2 separate regions of the Homo sapiens genome follow, and region 1 is linked to region 2. The links are chromatin loops, found by intact Hi-C in ENCODE. Cell type or tissue: IMR-90. All regions are shown on one strand. Links, peaks and the distances in the headings refer to the core of each region. The heading gives the core; the rest is flanking DNA. Region 1 overlaps TPP2 (tripeptidyl peptidase 2). Region 2 overlaps TEX30 (testis expressed 30).

Evidence for each region. A loop is a pair of places that touch in the nucleus more often than their neighbours do. Peaks named below come from ENCODE experiments on the same cell type or tissue, not always from the same donor. Only the 100,000 strongest peaks of a DNase experiment are listed, where the experiment ranks them.
Region 1: a loop joins it to region 2, with 3.0 times the contacts of the local background. A loop is called at or near these places in 3 of 110 quality-filtered maps.

The regions. Positions count from the first base shown.
Region 1 is chr13:102,647,188-102,654,448 of GRCh38, reverse strand. It overlaps TPP2 (tripeptidyl peptidase 2), which reads right to left. Exons shown (of 30, transcript NM_001330588.2): 21 at 7,105-7,242; 22 at 5,298-5,542; 23 at 4,963-5,041; 24 at 3,052-3,090. Among named protein-coding and RNA genes, the nearest start is that of METTL21C, 44 kb to the left of the region's middle. In IMR-90, for the core only: no CTCF peak of the experiment used is centred there; a DNase peak (open chromatin) is centred at 2,858; H3K27ac peaks cover 165 bases.
Region 2 is chr13:102,766,004-102,773,264 of GRCh38, reverse strand. TEX30 (testis expressed 30) reads left to right here. Exons shown (of 6, transcript NM_138779.5): 2 at 3,179-3,253; 3 at 3,724-3,954; 4 at 4,954-5,005; 5 at 5,787-5,992; 6 at 6,685-7,261. The coding sequence starts at 3,239. The coding sequence ends at 6,864. It overlaps LOC105370337 (a long non-coding RNA gene), which reads right to left. Exons shown (of 3, transcript XR_931685.4): 3 at 4,972-5,039. Among named protein-coding and RNA genes, the nearest start is that of TEX30, 4.2 kb to the left of the region's middle. In IMR-90, for the core only: a CTCF peak has its summit at 3,351; no DNase peak of the experiment used is centred there.

The DNA of each region.
Region 1 (7,261 bases), core at 1,297-5,296, 120 kb after region 2:
GGGAAAAAAGATATCCTAGTAACCTTAGACTATCATTAAAAGCAAAAAAAGAGACAAAGAAAGTTTATGATGAATTATCTTAGTGAAACAAAAATCAAGGTTTTGTAATCAGCATTTTACATGTTAAATATATCAAATTAACAATTATAAATGTTAGTGTAATCCTACAAGATGTTTCAGGACAGGGAATTTTTTATTAGTAAAAATTATAAACCTGGTAGTTTTAATTTCTAATCAAAAGAAAAATGGCGCTATTTTCACTTGCTGTATCACAATAATTTCTTCTTTGTGCCAATAAATATTAATATTTTTATGACAATTCTCAAGGGGTTAACATAGTACCAATTTAATAGAAATAATTTTGTACCTTTATTCTTGAGAAATCTTGATTATGGTTTAAAAAGACAGTCAAGAAGAATCTTCAGAGCAGAAATGCTATGAAGATTTCTCTACAGTATATATTTAATGTTAAGTTTAGAAAAAAGGCATTCCAGCTATTCATGAAGTATTTCAACAGTGTTCAAACTGAACAGTGTTATTCAGAAAGTCAAACTCACCTGCCAAACCAATAACTACTCTTTGGGCAACACAACGCACTATAAGTTAAATTGTGGTTCAAAATGGCAATTTCTTTAGTTCTTAAAATTGTTAGTAACTGAATACTCAAAAATTTAAAAGCTTCACATAAACTATTTTTAAAATTTATATCATATTTGAATGCTATTTATGATCTGTTAAAAGTGACAATATTCAGGCTGGGTGCAGTGGCTCATGTCTGTAATTTCAGCATTTTGGGAGGCTGAGCCAGGAGGATCGTCCGAGGCCGGGAGTTTTAGACCACCTTGGGCAACATACGTAGTAAGACCTCTCTCTATAAAAAGTAAAAATTAGCCAGGCATAGTGGCACACGCCTGTAGTCCCAGCCACTCTAGGGAGGCTGAGGTGGGAGGATCACTTGAGCCCAGGAGCTGGAGGCAACAGTGAGCTACGATCATGCCACTGTACTCTAGCCTGGAGTGTAGAGTGAGACTGTCTCTTAAAAAAACATACAAACAAACAGAAAATATATTATTGCATTTTACAAGGAATTTTAAAAAGGGTGACATACCGTTTCAAATCAAGTCACTGAAACCCAGAGGAAAAAATCTATTAAGAATTATATACAAAATGCTATTTATCTTAATCAACCGGAAATTATACATGTATTTTTTTCTTTGTAATGTGACTATAAAACTGTAATACTAATTATTTCTAAAATAAGAGCTTTATTGTGTACTTGCATTGAAGACAGAAAGGAACGAGCAGAGATAACTCTAGCTGCCAAGTTCTTCAAATGAAGCTTTACTAATCACCAAGTAAATGCCTTCCTATTCATTCAGTGTTTTCCTAACTATACAACCTAATTCAAACAAAATCTACCCAAACTTGCAAAAGGTCAACAAAAATAAGAAGAAAAATAATTGGCTATGGCCTTCGTGATAAGTGCCTTCTATTTTTAATAGATTCCTAGAATACCTATTCCTTGTTCTCTAAAGCAGTAACTTGCAAACTATTTTTACAATGTCCCAAAGATATACACATTAATACATAAAATGAAATTACAATTTTATGAGTCTGATGAACTGACATTTCCTATTTTAAAAAAATGCTGTTTTTATCCCATTACGTGGCCCCCAAACGGTCAAGACACCCAGTTGAGAAATACTGATCTTTAGATCTTTCTCCAGAAAGATGATTCCTAGTATCTGTATTTTGTTTGGACAAATTATTTACTATTATGTAATAATATGGACATTTCAGAAGACATTTTAATAAAGGATAAGCTGTTATAGAATGGTGATTCCCCAGTTCCATATCACTACTAATTAACAAGTATACATTAGGACATTACTGATTTTCCCACTGTAATTCTTTCTGTTTAAAAAGAAATCATGAAAATGTTGAATGACGTAGCACGTCTTCACCAGAAAGCTTATTAAATATGTGGTCCCTTTTATATATATATATATATATATATATATATATATATATATATATATATATATATATATGTATGTATGTTTTGTTTTGAGACAGGGTCTCACTCTGTCACCCAGACTGGAGTGCAGTGGTGTGATCTCAGCTTACTGCAGCCTCCACCTCCCAGGCTCAAGCGATCTTTCCACCTCAGCCTCCAATAGAGTAGCTGGGACTATAAGTGTGTGCTACCACGCCTGGCTAATTTTTGCATTTTTTTGTAGAGACAGGGTTTCACCATGCTGCCCAGGCTGGTTTCAAACCGCTGAGCTCAAGGGATCTGCCCAACTTGCCCTCCCAAAGTGCCGGGATTACAGGCATGAGTCACTGCGCCTGGCCCTAAAATATATTTATAGCAGACATTTTCTTTTCTGAGTTAAATCTGGCCCCAGCAGTAAATCAAAGATTGCTTAATATGCTGCAGAGAGGCTGATCAGACCACTTAGTAGCGATGGGCTTAAAATCTGTGTTCTTAGCATAAGCTTTAATTGTCAGTGAACAGTCCTTATTTCTGTTCCTGCTACATCCATTGATCTTTATTGTTTCTCTTCTTTCAGAACCAGAATGGATACAAGAGCAGGGAATAAAGTTCGCTTTAAAAAGCTGCAACATTTTATTAATCAAATCACCCAATTTAAAAGTGCTTTTAGACTTTAAAAATAAGTGCTTTAGCTTATATGGCTAAAAAAAAAAAATTATCACATCCATCTCTCTATAAAATTGTAAATATGAAAAATTTCAAATATTGCTACTTGTTATCATATCTGTAGCAAGAAATGAATAGCATTAAAATTTTTGTATACACAGAGAAAATGAGTCATCCAGGAATTTATGGTGGGGAAAAAAAAAAAAACCTTTAGAAAAGCAGTATGTCAACAATGCTTCTAAGTACAGCTAAGAGCACTATACTTTAGAATGCAAAGAAAGGAAACTAAGGGAGACTTATTAAAAAAAAGGTTTATAATAGTGACAGAAAAAAGTTTAATATGCAAATAAGGCTTTAAGACATCTTTTTTAAGAACTGACAATCAGTACCTTTTTAAATTTTCCTTGTCGTTTTGCTGCAGACTGCCCCTGGGAGTTAGAACGACATTCTGTAAGAAAACATGCATAATCTACACAGGATGGAGACAGAACCTCTGTCTAATTGTCTTTCAGTTTATGTTCCACCTGTGTTACACCACTTAGAAGGCTCAGGTCTGTGATTAAGATGGCATGCTTTTAAAGAAAGCAACATTGCCACTTTCATTCCTTACATAAGAAAAAGTACTCAAATATGTTATTACTAAGAGTACATGTCAACTTCTTATTGAAAAATTTAGTAGATCAAAATCTATTGCTTATAAAAGCATTTCTTAAAATAGTAAATTTAGTTGATGGTCTAGTCTGATTAAAGGGTACCACAACAACCCCATTGCCTATGCATTCTTATAAAAAGCAACAAAGTTACTGTGAAAGTCAAAGTGAAGTGAAAGTTACCTTCCCAACTACCAAAAAACAAGAAAACGCTAAACCACTGAGAAAAGATTACATAAACAATGTGATGGAAGTTATAATGAACTCAACAGCTTTAAGTTACTGCTTTCTCCCAGGAAGGTCTCCCTTGATAAATAGCTACCATAGTTAACACCACATATTTATAATTTAATTTCACAATTGTCTCCTAAAACAATGTAACTGGGAAGTAGTAACTATTTCTGAATTGCTAAAAGCCCACTTTTACTAATAATGCTTTTCTGTTATACTCTTCACAAGTAAGCAGACTCTTCAAAGTGTCATCTGTCATCTGAACGAAAATTCACAGCTGACGCCCAATAGCTGGAGCAGCTATGCTTCCTGTGAAATGAAATCTACAAAAAAAACTACCAGGGTTTCTTAAATCAGTGCATGTATTAATTACAAACCATTAACTATTGATTTACTTCAAATTATACTAAAGTACGTATGTATAAACAGTATAAACTGAAATGAGACCCAAGAAATGTCAGGGTAGGCAACTTTCTAAGCACAAGTTTCCCCAATTATGCTTCAATGACAGTAAATAAATGGCTTTTGGTTCAATAGTGGCAAAAAATAAATATAATTCTTAAGATGTATGAGAACTACTCATTTTGATAACAGCATTTATGTAGCAGGCTTACTTAGCTCTGTAAGAAGTAATAGTACAGAGAAATGCAAAACTGTTAAGAATGACAACTTTTACTGGCATTGAGCTAAAATGATTATTATGACAAAAGGTGATAGATCTATATAAACATCATTCTCATAATAAATTTGTAATGAAAACATAGAAGGAAAAAACAAAAACAGGTAGGTACTTATAAAACTGTAACATATATGTCTAAAGTACAACAACCAGAAACATATTTCTAAAAAAAGCATCATTTTGAAATTAAAAGGCAATACCAAAAGAAACATCTCATATTTTCCTACTTAACCATGTGAAATTCCAATGAGATAGGTCTGTAGAAGTGTGAAGAAACATGTTTTAGGGTAATTGTTCTGACTACTTTTTAAAAGCACCCCAAGATAATCTGATTTATTCCTATGTCCATAATCTTATATGGACAACCAATCTTATTGGTTAAATTTCTATAACATGTTCTAATCTTAAATATCACATGTATTTAAGCCAAGTTTGATTTGTATTTACATGTTTCACAGGAAGTTCAAGTGTATTAGCCGTAGGAGGTAAGACAGGTTCAGGGCCTGAGTACTGTAGGCTTGTGAAAAAGAAGCCTAAATATTTCAAAAGTAGCATACATTTTAAAAGACAACTAAATATTAACTGACTTTCACTAGTAACCTGGGAAAAAAGGATTAAATTTTTTTCCCCAAGAGTATATCTTCTCTTTTATCCATTCTGAAATGTGGAATTAATTCTTATCTTTAAAGAAATGAAATTTTTTAATAGGTAATTTCAGTGTTTAAAAAACTAATACTTACAGCTTTCTTTCCTAGTTCAGTCTTTGACAATGTTAAGGATCCTGCAAGATAGCATCCAGGTCCTGCCCCTTTAGGTATTCTAAACAAGAGAATTCAAAGAGAAAAAAAGCAACAAAAGAGAAAGTTTCACAAAGACAAGTAAGGGGAAAAACATGAAAACAATTCCACACTGAATTCATTCCCATAGCTAAGACTTCAAAAATCAAAGGAAGAAATACTTCAGCCAAAAAAAAAATGACTACATCCTCTAAATTTAGCCTAGATGTCATAAACTGACATTAAAAGGACTACAGTGTATACGATGGGCAGTAAGTATAAGCAATGTTATCACTTACTTATCATCAGGTAAGGAAGTAACAAAGAATGGCTGGTTATATTTGGGTGGTAATGTCAAATTGCTTGATTTCTTCTTCCCTAGAAGTGCAAAACTATGATTTTCATGAATATCTAAGCTCAAGGTATTAGACAATCTATGAGAAACAATAAATGGAAGGTCTTTAAGGCGTTCCAAATCACTGATTTGCTCATGGCGAATCTGTAGTCGAATTGTATAATCTCCTTTCTCCAGTTTCAAAGAATACTGAAAAAGAAAAACAACATTTGGGAAAAGTTAAGTTTAACCAAGTCAACGGAAATCACTGAAAGAGGATAAAGTGAAAGTTACCATTCACAGACTTGTTCATAATATGTGAGGTACAGTGCAAGGAACTAACTATCCAGACGTTCATATAACACATAAAGTCCCTAGTACGCTGGTGAGCAGACAGGATCAGGGACATCAAGTGACTTGCCTAACATCACACAGAGTAAAGTATAAGAGAGCTGAAGTCAGGTCTGACTTCAAAGCCCTCATTCTTTCCAGAACGACAGAATACTCCCACACTTTTAGCAAAACTCAGTGTCTGCTTGAGAATGACAAAAGCAGTGATTTTCTAGTTCATGGGTCCCTCAGAGACATATAAGAAACACTACCAAAAAAATGAGCAAAATTGAGGCACCATAGAATATCTAGGACAAATACACACACACACACACACACACACACACACACACACACGTGTAACTTATGACTACTGGTAATCCTTATTTCCTTTTAGAGAGGGGGACTCACTATGTTGCCCAGGCTGAAGTGCAGTGGCTGTTAACTGGTGCAATCATAGTGCACCATAGCCTAGAGCTCCAGGGCTCAAGCGATCCTCCCACCTCAGCTTCCTGAGTAGACGGGATCACAGGCATGTGCCACCATGCCCAGCTGATCTTCAAATTACAACCAAAATGTCACTCCTTTATTACAGACAGGAAAAAAACAGGAAACCAATAGAGATCAAGGGATACAAATCTATTATCCACTTAACAGGTTCAAGAGGAAGAGATGCTGTATCCTGTGTCAGCCACTTTTTCTGAGATTTAAAAAGTAACCAAAATAATAGCACTGCAGTAGGCCAGTCTGTAATGAGATGTGACTGCTACTTGCTTTGAGGAAAATCGATACCATTCCTTTAACAACTAATTGAAAAAAATCTCCATAAATTATTTTCATTTGTCAACATAAAATTATACATATTACAGGAAATATCTCATTTCTTTGCAGTAATATCTAAGGGATAAAATGTCTATAAATTATGTGATTTTTCCCTTCAATAAAACAGCACAAAGCATAGTGCCTGGTATGTAGTAAGTGCTCATTACAGAGTTGTCCAACGAGGTAGTAAATTTAAAAGTACAAATGAACTGAAGACATGCGGCCACTGCTGCAGTGCTCTCTTTAGCCCCCTCAGACTTAGGATCATTTCAAGAGGCTCGCATCTCTTTGATGCATGCTTTGATGATTCTACCTTCAGATAGGTAGAATCAGTGTATAGGAAGGAGAAACACCACACACCAAAAGTTATGCTGGCCAGTGTGGGCAAGGTTCACCCTTGTCCTCCTCTAATTCAGCACAACTACATGGTGAAATAGTTGACACCATCTGTTCTTCACCGACTACAACAAACAGGCTCTCACAGTTTGCAAAAGTACTAAACACAAAGCTATAATTTTTGTTTTTTTTAAAGTATGAACATTACCATAACAAGAAACCAGGATTTTGTTAGTTCAGGAAACAGCTTCCGTTAATTCTAAAAATCACCATCAATTTTATACCTGATGTGGATAGGCATCGCCTGAACCCATCTGTCTTTTGTTCTGGTCAAAAATAATCCACAGTTGGCTGTCAAATTCAGATTCATATAATAGTTCACAAAGTAGTGGGCAGCTTGGAGTTACTTCCCCACTCTTGGGCTATTAAAAAACAAAAAAG
Region 2 (7,261 bases), core at 1,529-5,528:
CGCTTTGAATTTTCTCTCCATGTTTGCTGGGGTTGTTGACCCGACCCCCCGTAAGACTCGGACTCAACGTTTTTGTTTGCCCCACGACAGCCAGCTTAATGCTGTGGACGTAACAGGGCACGAACGTTTGTAACTGAAAGTTGAAGGGGCTGTGGCGTCTCCGTCCCGTGGCGTGGGAGGTGATCGCCCAGCCCTTGTGAGTAGTTGTCGTCCTAGAACTCCGCCGACCGCCTAGCCGGTGGAGCCGGCGCTCCGGACGCCACTAGAGCTGGCGTTTCGTGGGCGCAGCACCTCTAGCCGGTCATCTTCACCATCGCCATTGAGGGCACTGAGGCCGGGCCAGGCTTCAAACCCTGCCCTCTCTGAACCTGAAGCCAGAGATGAAAACCCAGACGACAGTGGCCTGGCACGGTGGCTCACGCCTGACCCCAGCACCATGGGAGGCCGAGGCGGGTGGATCACCTGAGGTCAGGAGTTCAAAACCAGCCTGGCCAACATGGTGAAACCCCGTCTCTACTAAAATTAGCTGGGCGCGGTGGCGGACGCCTGTAATCTCAGCTACTCGGGAGGCTGAGGCTGGAGAATCTCTTGAACCCGGGAGGCAGAGGCTGCAGTGAGCCGAGATCGCGCCGCTGCACTCCTGCCTGGGGGACAGAGCAAGACTCTGTCTCAAAAAAACAAACCCAGATGACCTAGAGCAGGTTGCTTGGGGATTGCATTATGGGGCATTTTCCGTGTTTCTGAAGAAAACCAGCATGTGTGCAGCTGCCGTGAAGAACACACTGTGCATCGTGAAGTCTGAAAAGAAGTAAAGCAGACCGGGAGAGGTGGCAAACGCCTTGGGATCCCAACGGTTTGGGAGGCCAAGGCAGGGGGTATCGCTTGAGCCCGGGAGTTCAAGACCAGCCTGCGAAACATAGGGAGACCCTCGTCTCTACAAAAACATTTAAAAATAATAAGCGGGCGTGGTGGTGAGCGTCTGTAGTCCCACCTACTCAAGAGGCTGAGGCGAGAGGATCGCTTGAGCTCAGGAGTTCGAGGATTCAGTGAGCTTATGATTGCGCCACTCAATTTTCCGGCCTGTCCGCCGGAGCGAGAACCTGTCTCAAAAAAAAAAAAAATAGGGAAGCATTCTAAATTAAGATAGTGGTTGTTTACATGCATCTAAATTTACTCCTTCATGAAGTTTCACTAAACTTACATTAAGGCTATTTAAAAACAAACATGAACCTCCAGCAATGGGAGAATAGGAAAGGAAACGCTGGCAATCAAATAGCGGGCTCCAAAACATGTATGGCTTAGCAAACCCTGTATTAACCACAGAATCTTCAAACTGCACGGAAACTGGCAGCACTGGACAGCGGTGGTACTGGGAATGAAGGTGGTGTGGTGCAGAAGGTGGGTGTAAGGAGCTTAAAGAAAGATGATTTAGGTGAAATCTGAGAAGCAATTGGATATCCAGATCCCCTTCCCCATTTCACCTGTTGGGTGACTGCCTTTCCCCTTGTTAGAAGACTGGATGGAGGCTTATTCTCTTGAGAAAGTAAAACAGAGGATCTTTGAACTGAGAAACCCAGGCATAATTGTGGGGCTGCATGTATGAAGATAGGGACACTGAAGCTTGAAGTCTTTCATCTCCTTTGTCTCACTCAACTTCCAAAACTTTTGCAGTCAGATCAGACTAATGCTCTCCAGGCTGAAATAAGAGAATTCTACACGCTCACACACACAGATGGGGAAAGGTACATAATAAGTTGCTTATGGTGGTTTCTAGGAAGTGAAAGGAACTTGGTGGTTGGGGGAAGAGTGTGTGGAAACTTCTGTTTACATTGTCTTTTAAAATGTACCATGTACACACGATACCTATTCAAAAATGAAATGTATTCTTCACCTCAGGAAGATCTATGAAAAACATATTCTGTAAATTATGAACAAATACTTTGACTTCTGTTTACATTTTTTTAATGTACCGTGTGCACATGATACCTATTCAAAAATGAAATGTATTCACCTTGGGAAGTTCTATGAAAAAATTCTGTAAAAAATTATGAACAAACCCTTTGACACAGCGATTCCTTCCCCAGGAATTTATCTTATAAATACACTTACATCGTGTGAAAATAAGTACAGTGCTATGTGGAAGGATAAGTAAGAAGCAGATAATATTGGTTACCTTTGGAGAGGGGAATCTGATGTCAAGTCAAGAGTGGAATGAGTGAGACTTTTTCACTACATATTCTTGGTACCTTTTGAACTTTAAACCATGTTATTGTTACCTATTGAATGAATGAATAAATAAATGTTAATGGGAAAAATGGGTGAGTAATGGAGATCCTGATGTTGGTAATGTCTTAAACAATACAAGAGCTCTTAACATAGGAAGGAATGCTGCATAACAACCCCAAAATTTCAGTGGCTTACATTTTATGCTCATGGATCTTCAGATCAGCTGTTGGTCAGATGTTGGTTAGACTAGTCTGGACTCCAGACTTCAGTTTTGGGTTCAGTTCTGTTCCGTGTGTCTTCATTTTGAGACCCAGGCTGAAAATGCAAAACCACCTAGAGCATGTTTTTCTCATGGCTGAGGGTGAAAGTTCAAAAGGGCTTCTGGAAGTTTGCCATGCCTCAGCTCAGAAGTCACACATTGAAATGTCTACCTACATTCCATTAGTTAAAACAAGTTACGTAGCCAAGTCCAAAGTAAACAGGGTGAAGACATATATACTCTGCCTTCTAGCAGCACTGTGAAGTTCCATGACAAGATGTGGATGGGTAGGCTTGGGAACTATAATGATGAAGAAAATGGGTTAATGGAAAGATGCTGAAAAATTAAGTTTAGGATAGTTGGTTTAGAATGAAGATTCTTACAAAAATGTGTATTTATACATTTTACATTACCATATTTTGACAAGATACAGCATCCTACTTTGATATGAATTACCTTACAGTTTCCATGTCAAAGTATCACCTTTGTTTTATCTTCTATAACATCTACCAACCCTGCACCTGGCCCTCTAACCAATTCTGAGTGCCCGTAGAAAAATGTACATGTAAAGACACCAGATTTTAGGGAAGTAATTCTAAATGTTTATTTTAGCTACTGAATGTGTTCATTCATAGTTTTTGTGTCATATCCATGTCTGCCAACTCACCTTTCACAACAGAATCTTCTTTTCAGGGAGATGTCCTTTGCTTCTCAGATGTAAATGCACTTTAAGTTTGTTATTCAACAGTGAAAATGAGTCATACAGAGGTAATATTTTCGTATGTTCTGCATCTTCAGGGTTCCTGGTTTTTTGTTTGTTTGTAATTATGTGGCTTCAGAGTAATTTTATTTTCAACTTTCACTGTGGGAGGCAGTATAGCATAAGTGGTTAAGAGCGAGGAATCTAGAGCAGACTACCCTGAGTTTAAATCCTAGCTAGCGGCTATATAACCTTGGGCAAGTTACTTAATCTGCTGTGCCTTATCTATAAAATGGGGATAATGATAGTGCTTGCCTCACAGAATTGTTAGAAAAGTGAAATAAGTTAATACATATAAAGCACTTATAATAATACCCGACACAGTAAGCACTTAACTACTATTATTAATATCACTACTTTTTATTTGGAGGCTATGACTTGAATTATGAGCCTCACAGAGCAAACATATATATAGCTGTTCAGTTGTCTTAATAGGCAAGAAAGTAATTTTTGATCCCTTTATTCTCTTGAATTCCAGGTTAAATTAAAAATACCTTTTGGAAATAAATTACTAGATGCTGTTTGTTTGGTACCTAACAAGAGCTTAACATATGGAATAATTCTTACACATGGAGCATCAGGAGATATGAATCTTCCTCATTTGATGTCACTGGCATCCCATCTTGCATCTCATGGGTTTTTCTGCCTGAGATTTACCTGTAAAGGCCTTAATATTGTACATAGAATTAAGGCGTATAAATCAGTTTTGGTAAGAAAATTTCTTTATATTTACTTATAACAGAATTCTGTTTGAAATCCTTAATAAATGTAAGATAAATTTTATTAGTCATCTGGTTTAATTTAAAAAATCTTTGAATGAGTGTATTCTTAGAAAACTCAGCAGTACATGAAAGCTTTTTAGTCGTCAGATTTCCCTTGTCATCAGTTTCCATGGAGATGAATGCTTACATCATAAATGTTCCTCCGTGATATTGCCAAGGAAGCTACTTATGATTTTTCTCCCTGGAATTATGTAACTTTAGCACATCATTTTGGCATTCTAGAATATTTCATCTACCATACTATGCATGTATAAATATGATACTGTTTTCTGTATATGTTATTTAGAAACCTTGCTTAAAATCCTGGATAACACTAAAGTTTCTCTAAATCAAGCTTGTCCAACCCATGGGCCACATATGGCCCAGGACAGCTTTGAACGTGGCCCAACACAAGTTTGTAAACTTACTTAAAACATTATGAGATTTTTTTTGCAATTTTTTTTTAAGCTTATCAGGTGTCATGAGTGTTAGTGTATTTTATGTGTGGCACAACACAGTTCTTCCACTGTGGCCCAGAGAAACCAAAAGATTGAACACCCCTGATCTAAATAATTTCAAGCTTACTAATAAGTTTTTTAGAACTTTAGATGTTAACATTATCAAATTTGGTATTAGTTGGAAGCCTTTGCTGGCCTTTTTAAAAAATAATTCTCTAAAAAATAGTTTAGTGCTTAAATATTTTAGTAAAGGTAGATTGACTTTTTTTCTCACATATTTGCCTGTATTACCTAACATGTGATTTAATAGTGAAGGCATGACCAGAAGAGGAAGGACTGCTTACTTCTTTTAAGAAAAATCCCTTAAGATTTTCTGGTTATCTTTGCATAGATTTTCATACATTTCAGTAATGATGAGAAACAATATATCTTGCCTTTCCAGTGGAATATTTTATAGGTGAAGAACTGATGATTTTTTTATTTTTCTAGAATTACCTGAAGACATCAGGAGAATACAAACTTGCAGGTGTTTTTCTTGGAGGTAAGTGCAATACTTGTGAATACTTGTTAATTACCTGTTTTAATATAGGAATAGGTAATGGAGAATTAAAATTAGTTGATCATAGGAAGCTAATTTAAGGATTTTTTTTGTTGTTTTGGTAAGTCACCTTTTTAATGTTAAAGCACTTTATATACTTAGAGCAAACTTGAACCTCATGTATATGTATTATAATCTGAGCCTCTCTCCTTTTATTCATATCCCTGAATCATCATCCTGCATATGATGATTCCTTTACAATGATTGTCCTTGTCCTTTTAAGTGTTCTTTAGAAAAATAATTGCCTTTTATTTTTTTAGCATTTAAGATCAATTTTTAGCTTTTTTTTTGAGACAGAGTCTTGCTCTGTCACCCAGGCTGGAGTGCAGTGGCGCCATCTCGGCTCACTGCAGCCTCCACCTCTGGGATTCAAGTGATTCTCCTGCCTCAGCCTCCCAAGTAGCTGGGACTATAGGTGTGCACCACCATGCCTGGCTAATTTTTGTGTTTTTAGTAGAGATAGGGTTTTGCCATGTTGGTCAGGCTGGTCTCAAACTCTTGACCTCAGGCAGTCTGCCCACCTAGGCCTCCCAAAGTGCTGGGATTACAGGTGTGAGCCACCGTGCCTGGCCTGGTATTGCAACTTGTTAATTGCTGCCTTTTGGAGTTAATTTGTTGGTAAACAGATATGATGAACAGTAAAAGATCCAATTTGCCACACCATCACTGCTACTTTATGTGAAAGTTTATATTTCAAACTGAACTTAATTTTAATTGATTTTAGGTCGTTCAATGGGCTCAAGAGCAGCTGCTTCTGTAATGTGTCACATTGAGCCAGATGATGGTGATGATTTTGTTCGGGGTCTCATTTGTATTTCTTACCCACTGCACCATCCAAAGCAGCAGCATAAACTCAGAGATGAAGACCTCTTTCGTTTAAAAGAGCCTGTACTGTTTGTGTCAGGCTCAGCAGATGAAATGTGTGAAAAGGTGAATTATAACTCAATGTTTGTGTCAATGAAAGAGAATGAAAGGCAGACATATCTTGGGAGCAAGATACTTCTGGCAACAGTGTCTTTTAAAAATTGCTAATTTGACTAATGCTAGTTTTGTGTCCTGGTTACTCTGTTGCTTTTGAGAACCTAAAAATATAAGTATAGTGACAAAATTTGTATCCCTGGAAATAGAGTTGGTAAATATGACCCTTACTTGGAAAATGAAGGATTAATATCTGAATCATCTGATTTTGGGATTACTACACTATAGATTTTTTTAATCATTTCAACATTCAGGCAGAGTATTTGTTATAAAATTGATTCTTGAGAAAGGGTTGGCAATGTCTACACATTACTAAATATTAGCCCAATATTATGAAACAACTTTATATTCCCCAGGGCATATAATTTGCTTGGGAAAAAGATTTTTGGGGGAAGAAATTTTTTTATTCCAATTTATTTTACATTTTATTAGTAATAAATGCTTGATCTGATACTGCTACAGCTGAGAGAAGTGGACTGCCACTTTTACGGACATTTCCTCACACATTCTATTACCTAGAAAGTTGTCTGAGAAAGCATTTAATGAATACTTGGGAATGAATGCCAGTATAGGCAGGGGAGAGAGGACCTTTTATTAAATATCAACAGAACATTAGTCTAGTATCCTCTTCTTTTTCTCTTTAGAACTTGTTGGAGAAAGTGGCACAGAAAATGCAAGCTCCCCATAAAATCCACTGGATTGAGAAGGCAAATCATTCCATGGCAGTGAAAGGACGGTCGACAAATGATGTTTTCAAAGAAATAAATACACAGATTTTGTTTTGGATCCAAGAAATTACTGAAATGGACAAGAAATGTCATTAGTTAAAAGCCATGTTATCTTGAGTACACATACAGTTAATTTGATAAAGAAGAGTATGCCTCTCAGCATTGTGAGATATATTTCAGACTAATTTGATGTTCTTTAATGTTCCCTTATTTTTGAAACACGTTTTAAATGTGAAATTAATGTCCTTCACAAAATGTCTTTTGAAAGCACTGTTACAGTTGTATAAAGATGATGTAAAAATATTGAAGGTGGTCTACATATAATTTATTTTCATTAGTATAGTTAAGTTTTGAAAAAAATTAAACATCTGAATTTTGTTACAAAAAGGTGCTTTTGTCTTATTGATAGGCAACTGAGAAATTTTGCAGAGCAGCGTTATCTTCAGAAAAGGAAAACATTATGGTTAATCTAGTCAGAGATTTATAGAATGCA